2 separate regions of the Homo sapiens genome follow, and region 1 is linked to region 2. A link is a contact called in ENCODE Hi-C or POLR2A ChIA-PET data. All regions are on one chromosome and are shown on one strand. Each heading gives the region's core, a stretch centred on a gene start or an enhancer-like site at or near the end of the contact. The rest is flanking DNA. Distances are from core to core; before and after follow the strand shown. Region 1 has its middle 19 kb from the start of COL18A1. Region 2 has its middle 10 kb from the start of LINC00316.

What was found. A loop is a pair of places that touch in the nucleus more often than their neighbours do. ChIA-PET counts read pairs that join two places held with the same protein, here RNA polymerase II (POLR2A). Pooled maps may share reads with other maps.
Region 1: a loop to region 2 is called in a map of IMR-90, with 4 times the contacts of the local background. The contact joins two enhancer-like sites. A Hi-C loop is called at or near these places in 1 of 168 maps with a recorded cell type or tissue (IMR-90) and 1 of 50 pooled maps. POLR2A ChIA-PET finds 5 or more read pairs at or near these places in 4 of 52 experiments (A549, Caco-2, H1 and 1 more).

Annotation. Positions count from the first base shown.
Region 1 is chr21:45,382,828-45,390,094 of GRCh38, reverse strand. No RefSeq gene overlaps it. Among named protein-coding and RNA genes, the nearest start is that of COL18A1, 19 kb to the left of the region's middle. RefSeq lists an enhancer at 874-1,685. Within about 2 kb of position 2,944, at least 13 of the 41 ENCODE cell types and tissues checked have a DNase peak (open chromatin) inside an H3K27ac peak, as active enhancers do.
Region 2 is chr21:45,328,470-45,334,770 of GRCh38, reverse strand. No RefSeq gene overlaps it. Among named protein-coding and RNA genes, the nearest start is that of LINC00316, 10 kb to the left of the region's middle. RefSeq lists an enhancer at 4,032-4,753. Within about 2 kb of position 4,455, at least 13 of the 41 ENCODE cell types and tissues checked have a DNase peak (open chromatin) inside an H3K27ac peak, as active enhancers do.

The DNA of each region.
Region 1 (7,267 bases), core at 1,695-4,194, 57 kb before region 2:
GTCCAACCAAAATCCCAAAAAGGTGTTCCGTGAGAATTGATGTGATTATTCTAAAATGCATATGGAAGACTAAAAAAACAGGAATAGCTAGGACACTTCTGAAGAGGAAGGGAGATTTTTCCACCGCATGTTGGGATTGTTAAGAAATTATAGCAGTGGAAGTGATGTGAGATTTTTGCCTGGAAAAACAGACGGGCACCAGGATTGGACAGAGAACTCAGGAACAAATTTTTGTGTGGGTGGAACCAATGGCTTTGCAGGTTGGTGGAAACAGGGGAAACCTATCAATCAGTAGAGCTAGAAAAAAATAGTTGTCCATATGGAAAAAGATGAAAGTAACTCCCAGTGGATTAAGGATTTAAATGTCAAAAACAAAACCGTAAATTCTAGTTAGAAAATGTGGCCGGGCACAGTGGCTCACACCTGTAATCCCAGCACTTTGGGAGGTTGAGGTGGGTGGATCACGAGGTCGGGAGATCGAGACCATCCTGGCTAACACAGTGAAACCCCGTCTCTACAAAAAATACAAAAATTAGCTGGACGTGTTGGCAGGTCCCTGTAGTCTCAGCTACTCGTGAGGCTGAGGCAAGAGTATCACTTGAACCTGGGAGGTGGAGCTTGCAGTGGGTCAAAATCGCACCACTGCACTACAGCCTGGGTGACAGAGTGAGACTCAGTCTCAAAAAAAAAAAAAAAAAAAAAGAGAAGAAAAAAATGGTAAGTGGCTCTCTTTTAGAGGGTGTGTTTGGAAAAGATTTCAAAAACATGACACACAAAGAAGCAGAGGGCATAGTCAGAATTGATACTCTGTGAAGACTTTAAAAAGGAGATGATTTACAAAGGCAAAGGCAGGGTTTGTGGAACTCAACACAGGACGTACAGTGCCCAGGGCTACTAACTCATTTATTAGAGTCCGAGAGGGTGCTCCAGCAGGGTGAGCCTACAGTAGTGGTCCAGTGGGGGTGAGCCTACAGGAGTGGTTCAGCAGGGCGAGGCTACAGGAGTGGCCGTGCTCAGTGGAGGACTCACTTGTTTATTAGAGTCCGAGAGCGAGCTCCAGTGGGGTGAGCCTACAGGAGTGGCCGTGCTCAGTGGAGGACTCACTTGTTTATTAGAGTCCGAGAGCGAGCTCCAGTGGGGTGAGCCTACAGGAGTGGCCGTGCTCAGTGGAGGACTCACTTGTTTATTAGGATCCGAGAGCGAGCTGCAGCGGGGTAAGCCTACAGGAGTGGCTGTGCTCAGTGGAGGACTCAACCACTACAGCGATCGGCAGGGAGAAACCCAGGGGAGTCCATTCCCCCGACCTCGCCCTGCGCCCTGGCCCTGCCTTCCTGCTGGGGCCTCCCTGTGGATGAACCTGGGGACTGTGGGGAGTGCAGCTTATGGGCCTGAGGGTGGGGAGGAGTGGCTGCCCACTCCCCATGTTCCCTAGTCTGAGGGGTTTCCTTCCTGAGGGGCTCCTGGGCTTCAACACGGCCTTTGCTCCCTACAACCTGTGAGGCCAGCAGGGTGGCTTACAGGGCTGGTTTCTATGCTCCAGTGTGGACCACGGCTTCCTCCCACCCCAAGCAAGCCTGCCTGTCCTCTTCTGGCCACCCTGGGAAGGGCTGCAGTGTCCAAAATAGCTTCAGAATTCCTTAGAGCCAGAGAATGCAGGGCTTCGGACAACAAAGACCTCTGGGGACAGGGCAGATGTCCCTGAGCCTGGATTCCTGCCTCTGACGTGACCTCCGACTTGGGATTCCCAAGACAAGGGTCAGTGTGGGATGATCCTTTTAAGGGAAGTGTCCCCCTTGGGGTCAGTGAAGTCGCTCCTGTGGTGGGGAGTGCTGTGGTGTAGATCAGGCTCGCCCAGCAGTCCCTCCAGTGGAGGCTGAGAGGCCTTCCCTCTTCTCCCAGGACCAGGGACAGTGTCCAGTGGACATGGAGAGAGCAGGAGGGGCGGGAGTGGCTTCCAGCTCCTGGCAGGGACCATGGCCAGCCCCATCCCCATCTCCAGCCTGGGCCTGGGCTGCTTGCCCATCGGTTGGGTTCATGAGGGCTCAGAGCCCCTGAAGTTTTCAAACACATCCTGATTCCCAAGAGCCGTGATTTGCTGTGTGACCTCGTTCTCCCGGCACATGAGAGGCATTAAAGTTCACGTCTTTCATTTCCTTTCATGCTCAGTTTGCCTCTGGTGAGCAGGGGCTGATTTTTGCTGTAGAACCTTCCAGCACAGACAGGGAGCCCATACACATGGGCTTGGAGCCCCATGAGGCTGCCATCACATGCCAGTCAGGGTTGTTAGTGTTGAGGTGAGAACACGCTTACGAACACACACATGAACACACACTCACATACTCCCACATTCACACACTCACGCACACACAAACGAGACACCAAAGCATGGCTCGTTCTGCCCCCGCCCAGACACCGTGTCAGGAAACTCACGTCTCATTGCTGTGACGCTGTGACGTCCACCAATGACCGTGGAGGTGCCCTGAGTATTGAATCTGGGTTAGGGTAAATGCTAGTAAGTAGGCAAATTTGCCCATGAATAATGAGGCTCGACTGTGTTTTACTTGAAGAAACACGTAGGAGCTAGAAGTAAATGGAACAGCATTCAGGAAGGCAACGCTGTTTTTCCTGAACTCACACAACATCAGGGTCCCAGGGTCCCCGCACCCCGGCTGCCAGGCCTGGCAGTTCTGGGCTGAGCAGTGCGTCTCTGAAGCGTCCCTGTGATGCGGCTTCTGCTGGTCTGGGTTCTACACTGAGAGAACCTGCTCTCATCGAATGGGTGCCTCAGGTCAGGCTCTGCAGAGAGCCAGCTGGGGACCTGCCTTGTGTGTGAGAGCTGCATGGAAGCTCCTGGCACAGCCCCGTGGCAGGAAGGGAGCGATGCAGGAAGCCCAGGGCCGTCTCTGCAGGCTGCAGCTTCTTCCAGGACAGCCTCTTCCTGCAAGTTTCAAAGTCAGTTTCTGTGCACATGAAACCGGAGTCAATGAGGCTGAGTTCCAGCACAACCAAGCTGCCCCCGTGAGGCTGCCTGATACCCAGATGTGTGTGTTTAAAAGAGACATAAGGCAAGATTTGTCACGGGATGAATCATCTTCCATGCTCCTAGGGGCAGCTAATTTTAAAGTAGCCAGGACTGTTTCAAGGTCACGGTGACCCTCGTGGGCTGTGTTATTGCAAAGTCAAACCGGAGAGAGCGTGAGAGCGTGTCCGGGACAGAGTGGATCTGTGGATGCTCCTGACTTTGAGAACGTGTCCGGGACAGAGTGGACCTGTGGATGCTCCTGACTTTTTGCACAGATGACGTCAATGTTTAGGCTTCCCTCCCGACGTTAGTGTCCACCTCAGCATCTTTCACTTGCAGAGCACGTAATGGAGCTGCAACCTAGAAACAAGGAGGTTGAGGTTCCTCGAGGTTCCAGTAAAAGTGCTCCTGAGAGCAGCTCAGGTGTGTATGTCCCCAGCCCTGGCTGGCCGGACACAGCCGGTGGGACAGGAGCCCGGCAGGTATGGGCCAGCTCAGGCCCAGCCGCTGCCTGCCTGGAAGCTGTGTGGCCTCCCCTGTCTGCCTGGGCTGGCCAGGAGCTCACATGGAAAGGGATGCACCTGACCCTGCAGTGCCGGTTCCCAGGGCAGTTGGGCGACACGCAGTGAGCTGCACCCTGGATTCCTCACATAGCTCAGGAGCCTCGGCGTGTGGCTCTGCAGAACCAGGGCCCCTGGAGCACACTTACCCGCAGTTTAAACTGCTCCTGCTGCTGGGGGGCTGGCCCTCTCCCACCCTGGGGTCGGCCGTCAGAGCCCTCCACAAGGAGGGAAGCAGGTACTGATGACATCTGGGGGAAAGATGGACTTTGGGGGTCGGCCCTCAGAGCCCTCCACAGGGAGGGAAGCAGGCACTGATGACATCTGGGGGAAAGATGGACTTTGGGGGTCGGCCGTCAGAGCCCTCCACAAGGAGGGAAGCAGGCACTGATGACATCTGGGGGAAAGATGGACTTTGGGGGTCGGCCCTCAGAGCCCTCCACAGGGAGGGAAGCAGGCACTGATGACATCTGGGGGAAAGATGCGGACATCTGGGGGAAATATCATGCAGAAAGTGGCATTCGTCTGCCTCGGAGTTGGCGTGGCTGGGTGGCGTGTTTCCCATGTCCCAGCCAGTGCGACTCAGCCCTCCCTCCGGCGAGGCACGCAGGCCTAGCACGCTGCCCGTGCGGCTCACGGAGAGGCAGCCACGTGTGGTGGAATCAGTCCACAGGCCTCTCGAGAGCCACGTCCACCAGCCTAGGACCCTCACTCGGCCTCAAGGCACTGCTAAAGGCCAAGGAGGGGTCAAGCCTGCTCTTCTGATCTAGACTGGCCTCCCCCGACCAGGAACACCTGCCTAAAAGCACCCCCTCACCAACAGGGAGGGCCCTGCCTGCGAGCGGCATGAAGTCAGGGTCTCCCCTGTTCCTCCCACACTTCTTCCCCACCCAGGCTCCCGCACTCCCTTGGGCAGGGGTGCTGGGCTGGGTGGATCTGCCCAGCTTCTGCCCTGCTCCACTCCCCCTCACTACCTCCCTCTCTAGCTCCTTCTGCATCTCCCCAACGCATCTCATCGCCACCCTCACCTCCACCTCCCTCCCTCGGCCTGTCTCTTTCTTCTTTATCAAGCCACGAGTGGCCTCAGATGCGGTTACAAACCTACTGGGGCTGGCAGGCCATGGAGACGGTCTATGACGCCAACCCCAGGTGCACACAGGGGAGCTGAGGTCCTGCCACCATGACTTGGCCATGGTCACAAAATCCCCGAAGGAATAGAGGGAATAGAGCAGAGGTCAGCTTCTGACCCCCAGAATGACTCCTGCGGCCGCCTCCTTGGCTCTGGCAGTGGAGAGAAGGGGCTCCAGAGTGGGTGGGAGGTTCTGGTGGAAGGCTTTGGTGAGAGAATGCAGATGGGGCCAGATGTGCGTCCTGCAGGAGCTGGAGCTGCTGGAGCTGGGTGGATGGGAAGCACGCCTGCCCCAGCCACACAGCCCGACCTAGCGCACGGCTCCAGGGAGGCAGGGCTCCTCCAGGCCACTGAAGGGTGCCCTGGAATATAAGGGGCACTTTCCCCTCCTTTATGGAGGCTTCCGTGCCTCAGAACATAAGTTTTCTTTTGTCATTACTGAGAAAGCTCATTTTGTTATGGGAAAAATGAAACCAGAGAATTTGTTCAACCAGGAGCTGTGGGCAGATAAACAAAAACACACACCAGCCGGTTCTAGGCAGTGGGACGGCGCCGCGCCTCCCCGAGACCCCAGTCAGGGCGGCACACACATCTGCACCTGCTGTTCATCAACAGTGACAGGCATGTCCAGGCCGAGCACACCAAGGTCAGGGAGGGCCTCTGGACCCACTTTCTTCACCACGCGGCATTCCTGGCCTTCCGGTATTGACGTCGTAACTGCGTTTCTATTGGCACCACTTTTAACTGAGTTATAGAAAATCAGACACTTCTGTCTCAGGAGACAGATTTCCGACCACTATTTTTATTTTATTTTATTATTTCACCTAGAAATTTTGCCAGCTGGGTACGGTGGCTAACGTCTATAATCCCAGCACTTTGGGAGGCTAAGGAGGGGGGATCACTTGAGGCTGGGAGTTCGAGACTAACCTGACCAACATGGCGAAACCCCGTCTCTACTAAGAATACAAAAAATTTAGCTGGGCGTGGTGGCACGTGCCTGTAATCCCAGCTACTTGGGAGGCGGAGGTGGGAGAATCACTTGAACCCGGGAGGCGGAGGTTGCAGGGAGCCAAGATCGCACCACTGCACTCCAGCCTGGGCGAAAGAGCAAGACTCCGTCTCAAAAATAAAAATAAATGTCCTCTTCAGCATGAATGTAGCTGTTTTGATGCTTGTGGCTTCGGTCATGCACAGGGCACAGGCTCCACCGCATCTGACCACCCCCCGGCCCTGCCCCCAGGCTCTGCGAGGACGTGGTCATCACGGACGAGGCCTCAGGTCACAGCACAGCCCGGCACGGCCATGCCACCGCCGCGGCGCTGAGTCCCGTCCTGTGCAGGGAGCCTCAATGGGCTGGCGGCTGGGAGATTCCCTCTCTTCTTAAAGCAAAGAGCCACTTGGCCGAGGTGCTCAGCCCTGGCTGCAGGGAGGAAAATCACCTGGGAGCAGAAAACCCGAGGAAGTTGAGCCCCACCTGCAGGGCAGGCAGGTCCAGACCTTGGGCGGTGGGGCTGGCTTTGAGCAGGGGCAGGCCCCTGGGGGTGCCGCTGTGCAGCCGGGAAGAGGGTGTGAGGCCCAGAGAGTGTTTGCTGCTCTGCAGGCACGTCCCAGTGTCTCACCCCAGAGGCCATCGGGACCCGCGGATTCCCTCAGGGAGGGCGCCTGGCCTGGCTGTGGCACCGGAGGAAGTGCAGCCCCGGTAGGTGAAGGGACTGTGTCCACATCTGGAGCTTTGCTGCTGCCACCATCATCCTCAGATGACATGGCCCGACTCTGGGGCTCACAGTGCCCCTGTTTTCACAGCCATTTAATTCCTTAGGCCCAGTCCTGGAAGGACGGATGTGCAGCCTCTGGGCCCCAAGGGGAACTTGTGTCCTTTTCCACCGAGTGACCAGCCCAGTGCTTCAGCCGACCCCACCGCAGGGGCCAGGGGGAGGGGGCTCCCACGCTGTGCGGTGCCCAGTGGAGGGCCAAAGCCCCACACCTCTGCAAAGGGCAGATAAAGCCAGGATCAGCTTTAGCAGGGACAGGATTCCTGCAGCAGAGAGGAGTGGATGTGGCCCGTGGTCGGTGACCCCTCCTGGAGGAAGACTGTGACTGGCAACAGGCAGGTGCAATCACCAGATAATTGACCGACAGCTTCTCCACCCAGTGCTTTCTCCATGGGCAGCCCCTCCCTGAGCTCCCTTTCAGAGGCTCCTCCCCACCACCCAAGGGAGCCCCGCACAGCCCAGCCTGACAGCTGAGCCCAGCCATCCTCCTCTCCCGTCTCCTTTCCCATTCTGTGGACTTCCTGGGGTTGCTGTGACAAATGGCCACAGCCTTGGTGATTTTAAACAACGGAAACGCATGCTCACGGTCTGGAGGGCAGGAGTCTGAAACCAGCATCACTAGGCCAAGGGGCCCCTCTGAGGCCCTGGAGAAGGTCCTGCTGGCTTCTCTTGGCTCCCAGCGGCCGTGCACTCCTTGGCTTGCGGCCACATCGCTCTGACCTTCGTGGACAGCCTCTTCATGGTGCTCTCTGCCTCCGTGGTCCATGGTTTCCTCCATGTCAAG
Region 2 (6,301 bases), core at 3,206-5,705:
AGGGGCTCGGGAGTGGGAGTGGAGCCCTGGAGGCCCCATCTTTGCTGGGAAGGGCACGGGGGAGCATGGCCCCCATCATGAGCAGAGACGGAGAGGAGAGCTCGGACTCCTCACTCCAGGGAAGGCACGTGGGTGCCCCACACTGCACCTGTGGGACTCGGCCACACCAGGAAGACCAGATGCATTTACCTAGTAATCAAGAAAGGTTCACATTCAACCAACCAGACACATCATTTGAAAATTTAGGGGAAAATACTAAAAGGAACCCAAAGACAGATAAAGAACAGCACTAGTGAAGACAGCAGGAGGTGGGGACTTGGTCAGATGAAGGCCTGGCTCTGAGGCCAGTGCAGTGCGGGGTGAGGCAGCCCAGAAACGCCCGGGAGCTGCCACAAGCAGACACTGAGGGAGGGAACCGTTCCCAGCCATAGCTTTCTTGGCACAACATAAACGAAGAAGCTTTTGAAGCCTGCAAGACCCACGACCTTCTCCAGTCAAAGGCCGCTGACATCTGCTCCATCCATGGAGGAACCAGACCCACAGGTCACAGAAACCATGGCCGAGCATTTGAAATGATGAAACTCTTCCCCACCAGTTCATTGTTTCTCCAGGGCAGGGGCCTAGAAGTAGAATTTCTTGGTTGAAAAGATGGCATCTTTAAAAACTATCATGTAAGAACAACCCTAACTGTCTTCCCCGCACCGGCAGCCGCCTGCCTCACTCACTCATCCCCACACTGAAGGCTTCCGAGCTCCTTCGCATTGGAAGCAGTTCCAGACGCTGGGGATCCATCACCACACAGCAGGGGGAAAATCCCTGCCGTGCAAACACACATTCCAGTAAGAGACAATGAGACAGGCTGCTGGGTGCTGGTTAGGAATGTGAACGGGGTTGTCAGAGGGGCCTCACGGAGAAGACCCTGAGAAAAGACTGGAGGAGGCCAGGAGCCAGGGAGGCCTGTGTGGTCGGGGAAACAGCATCGCAGGCAGAGGGAACGGCGAGGCAAAGGCGAGTCAGGTCATGCCCGGTGTTCCAGGATGGAGAGTCCATGTAGCCAGAGGGTGGGGAGGGAGGAGAGGACCTCAGGGCGGGAAGTGGGTGAGTTGGGAGCCACCCTGGCGGGTCTGCCAGATCCTAACAGGGTCACCAGCCTTCTGGCTCAAAAGCCAGCTGTCGGCCAGAGAGCAAGCTTTGGGGGCTTCAAGAGGGGTGACATTGGTGTCTCAGCCCAGCTCAAGTGGGACAGGCCGGCCTGGCTGACCCTGGGGTGTCTTGTCTGTCTGAGCCTCGTCCCCGCCGCCACCCTACACATCGGATGCACATGTGGACAGTGATGACTGATGGGCCTTTGTGGAGTCTGGGCTCTGCACAGGGGCTTGCTGGTGAGGGAAGATGCGGGGACGGAAAGGAACCCGCTGTTGGTGGGAATGTGCCCGGGTCTCATGATAGTCTCTCATCTTAGTCCTGCTGAGCCACCCCTCCTGGCTGTTCCCATGCACCACAGGGCCCCTGGACTCATGTAGACAGGAAGACAGGGGCACCCGCCACGGAGAGGAATGGCCCAAGTCTGTCAATGCTCTCCAGGTAGCAACACGTTGATGGGAGGGCGGGCTCCTCAGCCCCACTCATGGCTGACCCAGTAAAGCAGTGGCAGAAGCCAGTGGCTGAGGGCGTGTCTCAGGTGTGCATGCGCTGGCTGGGAGCTGGTTTTTGTTCCTCCAGGGGCCCCGTGGGCTGGTTTCCAGTCTCTAAAACACCTGGGACTCCAGATGGTCTCCTCTTACAGCATGGGTGGACACTAAGGGGGTTGTGGGAGGCTTGAGAGATGCAGAGGAGAGAGCCTGCCAGACCCAGAATCCCCACTGTGTCTCCTCCTCGGTGTCAGAGGATCAGCTGTGTGCGTACACAGACATATATGCACAGACACACGGATGCACAGACACACAGACGCACAGACACATGGATGCACAGACACAGTGACAGACACACAAGCACACAGACACATTGACACACATACACAGACATAGAGATGCACAACACACAGATACAGACACACTGACACACACACACATATGCAGAGACACACGGATGCACAGACACACGGACGCACAGTGACAGACACCCAAGCACACAGACACAGACACAGACACACAGATGCACCAACACACAGATACAGACACACTGAGACACACACACAGACACACTGACACACACAGACACACAGATGCACAGACACACAGACACACACACACAGTGACAGACACACACACAGGCACACAGACACAGACACACACAGACACAGAGATGCACCGACACACAGATACAGACACACAGACTCACAGACACAGACACACTGACACAGATGCACAGACGCACACACACAAATACCACACATGGGCACACACACGGCCCTGAAATTTAGGGAATTCTAAGAAAGATTTTTAAATGTTTATTTTATTATTTTCTTTTTTCAAATAGATTTTTGTTCATGTAAAACCTGGAAATGGCTTTAAAGCGATTTGGGTTTTATAAATAATCCTCACTGTAAATAGTGCAAGGACAACATGAAACGTTTCCAGGAGGCAGCAGCCCCTGCCCCGGCCCTCCCCCTGCCCGCTCTCAGCCCCTTCCCCCTGCCTGCTCTCAGCCCCTTCCCCCTGCCCTCCCACTGCCTGCTCTCAGCCCCTGCTCCAGCCCTGCCTCTGCCCGCTCTCAGCCCCCTCCCCCTGCCCTCCCCCTGCCCCTCTCTGGATAGTTGGCCCCCGAGGGTGGGTGCCTGGCCTGCCAGCGCTTCCTCCTTCACTTAGGTCCCTCCTGATGTCCTGTGGGGGCCACCCCCCACCCTATCCGCCACGTGTGTCCCCTCCCTCACTGCCCACTCTTGGCTAAAACCACAGTCACTGCTTGTCATGGCTGGGCCTTGTACACACAGCATTCCCCTAATCTTCCAGCCCGACGCTGCTCTCTGGAGGCTCAGCCTCCTCCTTCCAGGACACGACCCCCGCCCTCTGCCACACTCCACAGCGTGCTGAGAGGGCCAGACCCATTCCCCATGTCTTCCCACGGGGCAACCCCTTGGTGGGCTGTGGGCCTCCCATTCTGGGTGGTCCTGGCCCTGCCCTTAGCCAGCCTGGCCTCCCTGGGCCACCCTCTGCTGAGCGGCTGCCCCCGCCAAGGCTGAAGCTGACCCCGGCCTGACCTTCTGCCTTCGGAGCTGGTCCCGCTGGCTCACGGGGTATGGCCCACGGGGACAGTGGGAACCGGGGGTCTCAGCATTCCTTCCAAAGATGCACAGCCCAGAGTAGAATGAGGTGCTCCTCTCCAGGGCAAAATTAAAGCAGGGAGCAGGGGGGTGTTCCAAAAACTCACTCATCAGAAAAGCGGTATTTTAATGCAATTCTTTTTAAAACCAGGAGTAACGCAAAAAATATCGATGACAAAAAGTCAAAATAAAAAAGGACATTCTTCTTTTCAAAAGAAGTCTTGTTTCTTTCCAGTTCATTTTCCAAAAGTCTGAGGTGGTTCGGGGCTGCCCTGGGTCCCTTCCCGTCCTCTGCCCCCGTGCGGGGCTGTGCCGTGGACGGAAGCCTCTCGCCAACGCCCAGCGGCTCCATCCCGAAGGCCCGTGAGGCTCCTGGAGCGGCTCCACCTCCCCTCCCCTTTCCCACAACCCCTCCCTCCCCATCTTGAGACCCTCCACCCTAGCAGAGGCCTCACCTCGGAGCTCCTGACCTGATGGGAGTCCACCCTCTCCCCCGCCTTGGCCAGCACCCCCTGCCCAGTTTCACCCAAAGTTCCCACTCCGCCCCGTGCGAGTCCTTTCCCCTGGGGCTGAGACAGAGGACACCAGGCAGTGTTTGAGGAGCCCCCTTCTGTGGATACCTCCCAGTGGTTATGTTGGGCGAAAAGAAGGAAAAGGGTTGGGAAGAAGCCAGTCAGCTGTCCAGTGCCCTGAGGCCTGACCCCCTCCATCCTCAGGCCCTGAGTCCTGACTGCCTCCACCCTGAGGCCCTGAGTCCTGACCATCCTCCACCCTGAGGCCCTGAGTCCTGACCATCCTCCACCCTGAGGCCCTGAGCCCTGACCCCCCTTCACCCTGAGGCCCTGGGCCCTGACCACCCACCCTGAGGCCCTGAGTCCTGACCATCCTCCACCCTGAGGCCCTGGGCCCTGACCCCCCTCCACTCTGAGGCCCTGGTCCCCGGCCTGGCTGGGCCCCCGAGCAGTGAGCAGGGCAGCAGGGCGGAGTGAGCAGGTTCCCCCAGGTGACCATCAGGTGACGCCTGGTCCTGGGCACCCTGCACCCTCTGTGCTTGGCCAGTGGTCCCTCCACTCAGCTCTCCCAGGGGCCCGGGCTGACCCTGGCTGCCCTAACCATGTCGGTGTATGGTGCCCGAGGGCTCAGGCCAGACAAGTGTCTACCAAGGGCAGCAAACGCTGGGGCACCTGGCCCGAGGCCACAGGAATAAGCAGCCTCCCGCAGAGCCTGGCATGTTGGGGGTTGAGTGCTCTCATCTCCCTGTTTAATGATTTCCTCAGCAAACACATCCTCGGGATTGCTCAAGGCTGAGGTCACTGTTCAGCTCAGCTTCCCGGGAGCCTGTGAAGACATTTGCAAAAGGGTCCACTGAAAACAGCACGGGCTGGGCTGCCAGCAACCCGGTGGGTGGGAGGGCAACCTCCAAAAAACCCTCCGGTCAGAAAACAAAATGGCAAAAAGACGTCTCCTCTGGGGGCCCGGTCCATAACAGATGCGCCTTTGAAATCCTGGGCCAGGCGTCTGTCCAGAGCAGTGAATTCTCCAAGGGAAGGCGGGGTTAGGATGCTGCACCCATCCCTGGTGGAATTCCAGGTGGAGCTGGGAAGAGCATTGCTCCCACCCACAAGAAAAAAGCTACAACTGCATGTCAACAGCGCGTGATCCGTCCAGGAGCCCGGAACCAACCTGGAAGAGGCGGGTTCCTCTGCGGGTGGGACCCTGGGCAGGTGCCCGGCCAGATCACCGTGTCAGCTGGTGAGAAGTGTGAGCTGGGGATAGTCAGCAGACTGCGGCCTGGGATGGCTGCTGGGCGGGGTGGAGATCGTGAATCTCCACCAAAGGGGGACCTGCTCACTCTGCCCTGCTCATCTGGCCCCAGAGGGACCGGGCTCTTCCCACAGTACTGGCTGAGGGAGGGGCACCCTCCGGGGCCACGGAGCCCAGGGAGGCCCGGGATGCCAGGACGTGGAGACGTGTGCTGTGAGCAGCGCACCTGGAGGAGGGGCCGGAGAACGCGGAGCACACCTGAGCCCAGGCCCACGGTGGAGGATGTCCCTCTGGGCTCTGCAGTGGGCAAGGCCAGGAGAGCTGGGAGGGACAGGTCTCTCTCTCTCCACCCCCTCAGGAGGTGAAGCCCCAGGGCCAGGCAGAGACAAGCACAAGTGCGGCTGGAGCAGCCTGAGGGTCGCCGTGGCCACAGCAGACATCAAACCAGGGGACTCCTGCAGGGCTGGGCTCAGCCCCATGGTAAAGGCAGGCAGAGGATGGGGGCTGTTAGGGGCTGAGCGGTGTCCCCCAAATCCATGCATCAAAGCCCTAACAGCCAGGACCCCAGAAGGTGACTGTATTTGGAGACAGCTTTTAAAGAGGTGATTAAGGTAAAATTCAGTCCTTAGGGCAGGCCCTGATCCAGTCTGCCTGGGGTCCTTATAAGGGGAGGGAGGACACAGACACACGGAGGGGTGGCCCTGCGAGGACCCAGGGAGGAGACGCCGCCCACAAGCCAAGGAGAGGCTGCGGGAGGAACCGGGCCTGCCACACGGGGACCTGGGACGTCCAGCCTCCAGGACGCAGAGAAACAACGGTCTGCTGAGGAAGCCGCCCGGCATGCAGCATTTGTGCTGGCAGCCCTGAGAAAACTTGAATAGGATGCTCCGCTGCTGGCATGAGAGCTGTTTTCCTGCAAGGCTGGGCAACTCCTCCACCGCTGGCGGGTGGAAAATGGGGCGGCCGCCACGTGCCTGGTTTATCCCAGAGAGGTGAGGACCTGGGTACGCGCAAGCACACAAGCCTGTGTGGCAGTGTCCACTGTGGCAATGCCAGGACAATGATGGCTGGAAAGGACCCGAAGTGCCGCCCTGGTAATGGGGTGACAGACGGGAACATCTGAGGCAGGAGGCGGTGCTCAGATACTGGACCACATTGAGGCCTAGCTAACACAGGGCAGGGGCACAGGTAGCTTTCCATGAGGCACGCCCTCCAGTGCGCCATGTCAGTTTACGGTTGCCACGGCAATACCTGGGCATTACTGCCCCTTTCCAT